2 separate regions of the Homo sapiens genome follow, and region 2 is linked to region 1. Evidence: read pairs that join two places in POLR2A ChIA-PET (ENCODE). Cell type or tissue: GM12878. All regions are shown on one strand. Each heading gives the region's core, and the rest is flanking DNA. Links, peaks and the distances in the headings are about the cores only. Region 1 has its middle 13 kb from the start of SNORA53. Region 2 overlaps ANKS1B (ankyrin repeat and sterile alpha motif domain containing 1B).

Evidence for each region. ChIA-PET counts read pairs that join two places held together with the same protein. Peaks named below come from ENCODE experiments on the same cell type or tissue, not always from the same donor. Only the 100,000 strongest peaks of a DNase experiment are listed, where the experiment ranks them.
Region 2: POLR2A ChIA-PET joins it to region 1 with 7 read pairs; 2 of 35 experiments call an interaction of 5 or more read pairs at or near these places.

Annotation. Positions count from the first base shown.
Region 1 is chr12:98,610,312-98,615,311 of GRCh38, reverse strand. It overlaps a transcript of IKBIP not described here. Among named protein-coding and RNA genes, the nearest start is that of SNORA53, 13 kb to the right of the region's middle. RefSeq lists an enhancer at 2,314-2,503 and a silencer at 4,455-4,655. In GM12878, for the core only: a CTCF peak has its summit at 2,440; a DNase peak (open chromatin) is centred at 2,201; H3K27ac peaks cover 902 bases.
Region 2 is chr12:98,755,892-98,762,007 of GRCh38, reverse strand. All of the region lies in intron 25 of ANKS1B (ankyrin repeat and sterile alpha motif domain containing 1B), which reads left to right. Among named protein-coding and RNA genes, the nearest start is that of APAF1, 110 kb to the right of the region's middle. In GM12878, for the core only: no CTCF peak of the experiment used is centred there; no DNase peak of the experiment used is centred there.

The DNA of each region.
Region 1 (5,000 bases), core at 1-5,000:
GCAGTCAGCAGAGATGGGGCTATTGCATTCCAGCCTGGGTACAGAGTGAGTGAGACTTCCATCTCCAAAAAAAAGAGAGAATTTCTAGGAGAGTAGATCTTAAATATTCTTACTACAAAAAAAAATACATGAGGTGATAGATATGTTCATTAGCTTGATTTAATCATTCACAATATGTGCGTAGATATGTATATCAAAATATTACATTGTACACAATAAATATATACAATTTTAATTTGTCAATTATACCTTAATAAAGCTGAAATAAAAAAGAACTTATGTTGCCTTGTCTCACCTAGCAAAGCTCAACTGGAGGAAACTTCCTTTTCCCTTCTCCAGCAACTGAAAAACCACATCACTGTCTCATGTAGCTCATTTTATTACTGTACAGAAGACCAATTGTGAAAATATTATAATGTAAAAAATGTAATTTCCAGGGACATTTCATGAAATTTTCTTAATGTTTCCTTCTTATTCATTAGTAATTCACTTACATTGTTCTAAATTCTCTTACTTCTGAAGTCGTCTTTTACCATATGCTTTCCAGAAGAACAGTAAAGTGTAGTTAAAAAATAACATAAGGCAGGGCGTGGTGGCTCACGCCTGTAATCCCAGGCATGGATTTAGGAGGCCGAGGTGGGCAGATAACCAGAGGTCAGGAGATCGAGACCAGCCTGTCCAACATGGTGAAGACCCGTCTCTACTAAAAATACAAAAAAAGTTAGCTGAGGTGGGGGCGGGTGCCTGTAATCCCAGCTACTTGGGAGGCTGAGTCAGGAAAATCGCTGGAACCCAGGAGGTGGAGGTTTCAGTGAGCCAAGATCGTGCCACTGCACTCCATCCTGGGTAACAGAACAAGCCTCTGTCTCAAAAAAAAAATTAAAATTAAAAAGAAATATAAAATTTAAGATGAATTTTAAATGGTAAGCTTCTAATACATTTAATCATTGTGATATTATATTTTCTTATAGTGGCAGAAATCTGAAGCTATCATGGAACAATTGAAGTCTTTTCAAATAATTGCTCATCTAAAGCGTCTACAGGAAGAAATTAATGAGGTAAAAACTTGGTCCAATAGGATAACTGAAAAACAGGATATACTGAACAACAGTCTGACGACGCTTTCTCAAGACATTACAAAAGTAGACCAAAGTACAACTTCCATGGCAAAAGATGTTGGTCTCAAGATTACAAGTGTAAAAACAGATATACGACGGATTTCAGGTTTAGTAACTGATGTAATATCATTGACAGATTCTGTGCAAGAACTAGAAAATAAAATAGAGAAAGTAGAAAAAAATACAGTAAAAAATATAGGTGATCTTCTTTCAAGCAGTATTGATCGAACAGCAACGCTCCGAAAGACAGCATCTGAAAATTCACAAAGAATTAACTCTGTTAAGAAGACGCTAACCGAACTAAAGAGTGACTTCGACAAACATACAGATAGATTTCTAAGCTTAGAAGGTGACAGAGCCAAAGTTCTGAAGACAGTGACTTTTGCAAATGATCTAAAACCAAAGGTGTATAATCTAAAGAAGGACTTTTCCCGTTTAGAACCATTAGTAAATGATTTAACACTACGCATTGGGAGATTGGTTACCGACTTACTACAAAGAGAGAAAGAAATTGCTTTCTTAAGTGAAAAAATATCTAATTTAACAATAGTCCAAGCTGAGATTAAGGATATTAAAGATGAAATAGCACACATTTCAGATATGAATTAGTTTGACATTATTGAGATTAGACTAAGGTAATTTTTTTAATGGGACCTCTCATGAGAAGACTGGTAAATCAAAAATAATGATATTTTGGAGCAAAAGTCATTTTATATTTAATCCTATTTTGTACAGTAAAAATAAAACTTTAAAACAGGTTGATTTTCCAAAATAAATATGCTAAAACCTATTTTTGCAACTTTACATAGCAAGAACTTTATCCATCCTTCTGACATACATGTTGTTACCCACACACACACACACACACACACACACACACACACATAGGAGAAGCAGAATGTGCTAGTTAGCATGGGGAGATCTCGAAGGGGCAGGATCTGAATCCCCACTTGCCCTCTCTGGCTGCCAGGGAGCCCAGCATGTGTGTTTAGGGACCTAACTGAAGGGACCCCTCAGGGGACAGGGCTGCGGCATTCATTATCCAGTTAGAGGAAGAGAAACTAGAAAGGTCACAGTGAGCTGCAGGGGAAAAAAAATAAAAGCCTATCTGGGTCCTTCATGGCTTTAGGAAACAGGGAAAGGAACAGTAGTGTCTCGGTCTATTTGGGCTGGTGTATAATAGTATAGCAAGAACTTTAGGTAGCCTGTAACTAACAAATTTATTTCTCACTGTTCTAGAGGCTGGAAAGTCTGAGATCAAGGTACTGGCAGATTCAGTGTCTAGTGTGGGCCCACTTCCTGGTTCATAGCACCTTCTAGCTGTGTCCTCACGTGGTGGAAGGAGCAAGCAGCAATCTGGGGCCTCTTTTATAGGGGCACTAATCCTGTCCATGAAGACTCCTACCTTATGACCTAATCACCTCCCAAATGTCTCACATTGGATTTCAACGTATGAATTTTGGGGAGACACATTCAGGCCATAGCAAGTAGGTTACTTAATAAAAGGGGCTGGAAAGTGGCTTCTAGAGCAAGGGTTGTGGGGGAGGGTGTAGATTGAAGGGGGCTTGCCAAGCCTCAGACAGACTCTGCCTCAAAGCAACACAACTCGTCTGATGAGGATGTGACCAGAAGTAGCCAAAGCAACTAGAAGAGGAGGCCCTAAATCTGGGCGCCGTGGCTCACGCCTGTAATCCCGGCATTTTGGGAGGCCGAGGCGGGTGTAACACCTGAGGTCAGGAGTTTGAGACCAGCCTGGCCAACATGGTGAAACCACGTCTCTATTAAAAATACAAAAATTAGCCGGGCAAGGTAGTGGGCACCTGTAATCCCAGCTACTCGGGAAGTTGAGGCAGGAGAATCGCTTGAACCCAGGAGGCAAAGGTTGCAGTGATCAGACATCCCACCATTGCACTCCAGCCTGGGAGACTGGGAGACAAAGCAAGACTACATCTCAGGGGGAAAAAAAAAAAGGGGAGGGGGGAGCTCTAACAGCATTGGCAAAAGTTTTATCAATTCCAATTACATAAAACTTTAGAAAATGCAAAATAATCTAAAGTGACAGAAAGTAGATCAGTGGTTGCCTGTTGCATTAGGATTCTCCAGAGAAACAGAGCCAATAGGATGGATGGATAGACAGATGATTGATAGGTAGGTAGGTAGGTAGGTAGGTGGGTGGTGGATGGATGGGTGGATAGATTAGATAGATAGATAGATAGATAGATAGATAGATAGATTCTAGGAATTGGCTCACATGATTATGGAGGCCAAGAATCACACAATCTTTCATCTGCAAACTGGAAAACTAGGAAAGCCAGTGGTTTAATTCAGAGTGAGTCTGAAGGCCTGACAACCAAAGGAAGTGATGGCCTAAGCCCTCGTGAAAGACCAAAGGCCCAAAACCAGGAACACTGATGTCTGAGGGCAGGAGAAGATAGATGTCCCAGTTCAAAGAGTAGCAGATTCACCCTTCTGCCTTTTTTCTATCCAGGCCCTCAATGGATGGGATGATGCTCACCCACATTAACGAAAGTGATCTTCTTTATGCAGTCTACCAAGTCAAATGCTAAGCTCTTCTGGAAACACTGTCACAGACACACCCAGAAATAATGTTTTACCAGCTATCTGGGCATCCCTTAGCCCAGGCAGCTTGAAACAAAATTATCCATCACAACTGTAGATAGAGATGGAGACAGGTATAGATTACAAAGAGCCACAAGGAAAAGGAGTGAAGGATGTTTATTATCTTCATTGTGATAGATATATGTCAAAACTCATCAAAGGGTACACTTTTTAAATTTTTATTTATTTTTATTTTTGAGACAGGTTCTCACTTTTTCACCCAGGCTGGAGTGCGGTGGTGTGATCATGGCTCACAGCAGCCTTGACCTCCTGGACTCAAATGATCCTTCCACCTCAGCTTCCTGAGTAGCTGGGACTACAGTCTCAAGCCACCATGCCTGGCTAATTTCTTTTTTCTTTTTTTCTTTTTTTTTCTTTTTTTTGGTAGAGATGGAATCTCCCTATGCTGCCCAGGCTGGTCTTGAACTCCTGGGTTCAAGTGATTCTTCTGCTTTGGCCTCCCAGAGTTCTGGCATTACAGTATACACTTGAAATATTTGTGTTTATATGTGTAATCTCTCATCAATATATGTTTTTAAGTACACTATAATAACCTAAAGTAAACCCACACAGCATTAGCCCCAGTTTCAAATGCCTAGCGTGAAGGATATCCAGATCCACAGAGCTGGTCACCTCAAAAATAAGAGTTTATGAATTCTGTGTGTTTGTTGTTGTTGTTGTTGTTGTTGTTGTTGTTGTTTTGAGACAGGGTCTTATTTTGTTGCCCAAGCTGGAGTGCAGTGGCATGATCATGCCTCACTGCAGCCTCTTGTCTCCTGACCTCAAGCAATCCTCCCACTCAGCCTCCTGAGTAGCTAGGACTACATGAATTCACCACCAACCCTAACTACTTTTTTAATTTTTTTTTTTTTTTTTTTTTTTTGGTAGAGATGAAGTCTGCCTATACTGCCCAGAGTGGTCTCGAACTCCTGAAGTCAAGCAATCCTCCTGCCTTGGCCTCCCAAAATGCTGGGATCACAAGTGTCAGCCACTGTGCCTGGCGAGTTTATGAATTCTCTTTTATTTTTATTTTTTATTTATTTATTTTTGTTTTTTTGAGACGGAGTTTCGCTCTTGTAGCCCAGGCTGGAGTGCAATGGCACGATCTCGGCTCACTGCAACCTCCGCCTCCCGGGTTCAAGTGATTCTCCTGCCTCAGCCTCCCGAGTAGCTGGGATTACAGGATTGCGCCACCATGCCCAGCTAATTTTTGTATTCTTAGTAGAGATGGGGTTTCACCATGTTGGCCAGGCTAGCCTCGAA
Region 2 (6,116 bases), core at 1,117-6,116, 150 kb before region 1:
TGCAGCTCTCTGATGCTATGGAATGAATACATTTGTTCATTCCATTCCAGTCATGAAAATGTGGCCATTGTGTTTCTAATGGTAATGCAAAGCACTGCAAGGCAGGTCAAAATGGTCCACTCAGAAAGAGCAGCCTCCCAGCCTGGGTCAGGAGGGCCTTTCCTCCCTGGATGGCCTCCTCCTCAGATTCCTTACTCCTTCGTCATATTCGCCAGATGAGATGAAGCTTTATGCCTGACATACCTTGTCAGCCATTTGGGCAGCAATGCATTCAACAAAGTAAGTCCTGGAATAAATATCTAAGTGAACAAATGGACAGTGTTTCTACCATGCCTCATTCCATAACGGATTGAAGACAGCCTACATGAATAGGTATAGTAGTCTGAAAATATATATATACATACACACAAATCTGAATTAGGGAAAATATAGGCTAAAAGGAAGCTCCATATCAAGGGAAAAGTTGTAGCATCAATATACAGACCATGGAGTTGTGGAAAGGTATGGGAGCTGGGCTCTCTCTAGCTCTGAGCTTTTAGCTCTGAGCTTCCTGGAGGTCAAGGCAAAAAGGGAAATGCAGTAATTTTATGCTGCATATTTCTTTGAAAGAAAAGTATACCCCTTCCCTTCCGAAAATAGTATTTTAATAAGACTTAAGTATGAAGGAACTTTCTGTCCTAGGCCCCCATGAGGGGATACTGTGTAATAATGTCTTCACCAACATTTGTACAGTGAATCTCCAAAACACAAGATGGTGTTCTAGAGGGTGCCTCAATGAAATAGGCACAGAAGACCAGCACATTCATGAGAGCAATGAAGGTAGGATAGCCCAGTGGCATGAAACACTGGCTAATCTGAAGTCAGATCTGCACTTGAATCCTGGCTCTGCTGTATGAACTTGGCCAAGTTGTCAATTTCGCTGATCCTTAGTTTCTCACACGTAAAATGAGGATGGTCATTCCTCCTCTGTAAGGTGTTGTAAGGGGTAGACAATCCACAGAAGGCACTTAGCCTCGTCCCTAGGATGTAGTAGGCAATATCATGTGTAGTTGCTGCTGCCACTGCTTTATCATCATTATGAAAGGAAATAAAATACAGTTCAAGTTCATAGGCAGTTTGACTTCGTGCAGAGATCAAACTTTGCACAGCTACAAGAGCGGATTGACTGCATGTCTATAAGTTAATATCCACGTAACAACATTTTTCACTTGGGCTTGGCAGAAGTTGGACCATTAAAGGGTCAATTCCGCACTTGGAGTAGAAGTATTAGGGTTGCAGCTTAAAGGAAGAGCTTGATACTTCAAAGTCTCACTGAGAAGATGTTAGAATTGGCATCCAGTATGAAAACTGAAGAGCCTAAACAAGATTCTTTGCCAAATGAATGGGCAGCTTCCTGGCACATAGAGGTGAGCCATGACAGCACCTGCAGAGAGGTTCCAGATTTTGCTGGAAAGTAGTTCCCAGCCCTCTCAGCCAGAGAATGAAGAGACCCTCAGAACCCCAAGGTGATGCAGAAAGAATAAGATCCATCCTGGGCAACATGTTGAAACCCTGTCTCTAAAAAACATACAAAAATCAGCCAGGTGTGATGACACATTACCTGTGGTCCCAGCTACTCCAGAGGCTGAGGTGAGAGGATCATGTGAGCCTGGGAGGTCAAGCTTTCTGTGAGCCATGACTGTGCCACTGCACTCCAGCCTGGACAACAGAGCAAGACCCTGTCTCAAAAAAAAAAAGCAAGAATAAGACTATTTTAAACGCAAAAGACTTTCTCTTGTTTTTAATTATCAAAATGGAAAGATTATTTTATGACTGTAAACATCATTAATCCTCATTTAAATAAAGTTCCAAAATACAAAAATAGAAATCATCCAGTCTCAATACGCAGTGATAACTACTATTCACATTTGATCCATATTGCTATTTTCTATGCATATATACAGATCCTATCTATGTGTATATGTATACATATATTTTTACGTAGTCTTTTAACCCATTATTGATTTATTTATTTTATTTATTTATTTTTAGACGGAGTCTCACTCTGTCACCCAGGCTGGAATGCAGTGGTGCGACCTCGGCTCATTGCAATCTTCACCTCCTGGGCTCAAGCGAGTCTCCTGCCTCAGCCCCCCGAGTAGCTGGGATTACAGATGTGCACCACCACGCCCAGCTAATTTTTTGTATTTTAGTAGAGACAGCGTTTCACCATGTTGCCCGGGGTGGTCTTGAACTCCTGAGCTCAGGCAATCCACCCGCCTCCAGTTTTCATGTTAAATGGCTACCTAGTATTCTACTTAATCAGTCCTCTAATAATGAAAAATTTAAACACTTTAATGAATATTTTTGCACATGTATCAGTGAACCCTTGTGCCTAAGAGATTTTCAAACTAAGAAACAAAAATCTTAGTGATGTACCAGTTAAAATAAATTAATTACCTTGGTGGCTAGAGCTTTTTCTAGGGGACAGATTGCCCACCATCTATGATGCAATTTTTCTCATACTAGACCGATGAATATGCTGCGTATAGCCTCGGGGACAAGGATGCGGGAGGACAGCGAGGAAGATCTCTTTGTCTCTCCATGAGCCTCCTCTGGATGTAATGAGAGTCTTGATGGACACTTTTACTCCCCCATGTCATTCAGTGATCACTTCCTGGACATTGTCTATAGGCTAGGCATGGGACTGGCACCAGGGACACAGCCCTTAACACTTGGAAGGAGCTTGGTAAATATCTGTGGTGATGTTCAATATCCATGATTGCCTTGAAGAAACCACAGTAAATATAAGCTGACCTGCATATCTTCAGCTTGCACAAGAAAAGTGAGTTTGCATCCCTTGATTGCCTTAGGATTTATCTTTATGATACAGTGGTTCCTTAAGCTCCTCTAATGTAGCAGTTCTTAATTCGCAGATCAAAATCCCAGGCCGGGCACAGTGGTTCATGCCTATAATTCTAGCACTTTGGGAGGCCCAGGCAGGAGGATCACTTGAGGCCAGGAGCTCGAGACCAGCCTGGCCAACACAGTGAAACCCCATCTCTGCCATAAAAAAAAAAAAAAAAATTAGCCAGGCGTGCACGCCTATAATCCCAGCCACTCAGGAGGCTGAGGCAGGAGAATCACTTGAACCCGGGAGGTGGAGATGGCAGTAAGCTGAGATCACACCACTGCACTCCAGCCTAGGTAAGAGAGTGAGACCCTATCTCAAAAAAAAAAAAAAAAAAGGAAGGAAAAGAAAAGAAAAGAAAAAAGAAAAATCCCTGGGGAAGAAGAGAAGAGAAGGGAAGGGAAGAGGGGAATTCCTGTGCTTTCCAGGAGGTTTTTCCCCATTGGACTGGGACTCCCTACCCTTCTTCCTAAATAGCCACTACTGAGGATGGGAGTTGCCTCGTATCTTTTACCTCACCCTTGGGGAAGCCAAAGATGAAGAATTCCTGTGTTGATGGTCTCTGTGGAGTCACGAAGTACACCCCCGGCCTGGAGGCTGCCTCTCAGCCAGACTGGGCATGAGACCCAGGCAATGGGCCAGTAGGTGACCTCACCACAGCCAAGATGGGTCAGTCACTTGGAAGCTCAATTGGCTCACATGTTTTTTAAACTTTTTAAAACAGATTACAGAATTTTTTTTATTTTATCTTATGTATAGTTTTAAGGTGTAATGGTCAAGAAGAGTATAGCCTCTCAGAAAGAACAACTGGATTCAAATCCCAGTTTGTCTGGGTGCTGACTTCATGAGCAAGTTATTTAACCTTTCTGAGCGTAATTATCTCATGTGCAAAATGGAAGTAATAGACCTACGGCATACAGATACGGTTAGGATTGAATTAAAGAGCCCATGTTGAAGCACTTAGCATGGTGCATGGCCACATAGTAAATAATAAATGCTAGCCGGTATTGCCATTTGGTTAAATAATATTATTAGCCATTATCAGAACAATCCAGTTAGGGGGTACTGCGTATGGTATTATCCCCATTTTAAGATGAGAAAACCAAGGCTCAGAGTATGCTGTTTTCAGTAATCAACCCTCACACCTGCACCCCGTGTGCACACACACACACACACACACGTGCACACATGCACACACATGCAGCTCTCTTTCACTGGTGGTCTCTGTAAGGTAGACAATACTCCAGACCAATCGCCGTAATAAATGTGTCTCAAAAGACTTATGCTAGAAAGACCAAAGCAAGTATCTTCCAATGAGCTTATATGAGACAGGAAGAGCCAAGGTCGGAGACAGGCCAGGTTACAGCATTCGAGAGACGTGAGGTAATAAAAGTAAAACTAAATGAGTTTGAATTTATGCCCAAGGGAGGTAGTAACTGGAGATGAGAGCATGATTTTGCTGACTTCACTGCAGCACAGTGGTTTGAGCCAGCAGATGGGATGGGACACCTTAGTGCTCACTGTGATCAGTGAGCTTCCCCACAGCCAGGGCAGCCAGGGGACCGGGTGGCTCCAGGATTGGCCTCCTGGCTAAGCAGCATTCATCACAGCTCCTGGGCTCATGGGTCATCTTCCTGTTGTCTGAATGAGGGTCCAACCAGCCTTCTGCAGCATCGCATGGTGTTCCAGTTATCTCTTGCTGCGTAATAAACCACCCCAAAATATAAAACAACATCCATTTATTATGTTCACAATTCTGTAAGTCAGGGATCTGGGCTGGGCGTGGCAGTCCTGCTCAACAACATCTGGGGCCTCAGCCAGAGTGCCTGCAATGGCTGGAGATGCTGGGGCAGCCCGACTGGAGCCATCTGTCTGGGTCTTGAGTCTTCTCCAAGCGATGTCTGCTGGAGCTCCAATGTCTTTGAGACCCCTTCACTCCCAAATCTTGAGCCTGGGCTGGCCTGGCTGAAACCGTTGTTCCTGTCCAGGCAGCCTCTCCTTGTGGCTAGCTCAGGCATTCTCATAGCATGATGATCTCAGGATAGCAAGAACTTTTTTTTTTTTCCTTTTTTTTTTAAGATTGAGTCTCAGCTGGGTGCGGTGGCTCATGCCTGTAATCCCAGCACTTTGGGAGGCCGAGGCGGATGGATCACCTGAGGACAGGAGTTCAAGACCAGCCTGGCCAACATGGTGAAATCTTGTCTTTACTAAAAATACAAAAAAGTAGCCAGGCGTGGTGGTGGGCGCCTGTAATCCCAGCCACTCGGGAGGCTGAGGCAGGAGAATCCCTTGAAGCCAGGAGGCACAGGTTGCAGTGAGCCAAGATCGCGCCATTGTACTCCAGCCTGGGCAACAAGGGCAAGACTCCATCTCAAAAAAAAAAAAAAAAAGATAGATGGAGTCTCGCTCTGTCACCCAGGCTGGAGTGCAGTCACACAACCTCGGTTCACTGCAACCTCTGCCTCCCAGGTTCAAGCAATTCTCCTGCCTCAGCCTCCCAAGTAGCTGGGATTACAGGTGCCTGCCACAAAGCCTGGCTAATTTTTTTTTTTTTTTTTTTTGTATTTTTAGTAGGGATGGGGTTTCACTAATGGCCAGACTGGTCTTGAACTCCTGACCTCAAGTGATCCACCCACCTCAGCCTCTATATTAGTCTGTTCTAATACTGCTAATAAAGACATACCCGAGACTGGGTAATTTATAAAGGAAAGAGGTTTAATGGACTCACAGTTCCACATGGCTGGGGAGGCCTATGGCAGAAGACAAAGAAGAAGCAAAGGCACATCTTATGTGGCAGTAGGCAAGAGAGCATGTACAGGGGAACTCCCATTTATAAAACTATCAGATCTTGTGAGACTTATTCACTATCACAAGAACAGCATGGGAAAGACCCACCCCCATGATTCAATTACCTCCCACCAGGTCCCTCTCACAACACGTGGGAATTATGGGAGCTAGAATTCAAGATGAGATTTGGGTGGGGACACAGCTAAACAATATCAGCCTCCCAAAGTGCTGGAATTACAGGCGTGAGTCACCGCATCCAGCCAGGATGGTGAGACTTTTTACATGACTAATTCCCCCAGAGTAATGTTCCTAGAGGCCCAGGAGGAAACTGCAAGACTCCTCATGATTCAACCTCACAAATTCAGCATGTTGCTTCTGCTATATCCTATGGGTCAAGCAAGTCAGTAAAACCAGTCCAGATTCAAAGAGCAGATTCGAC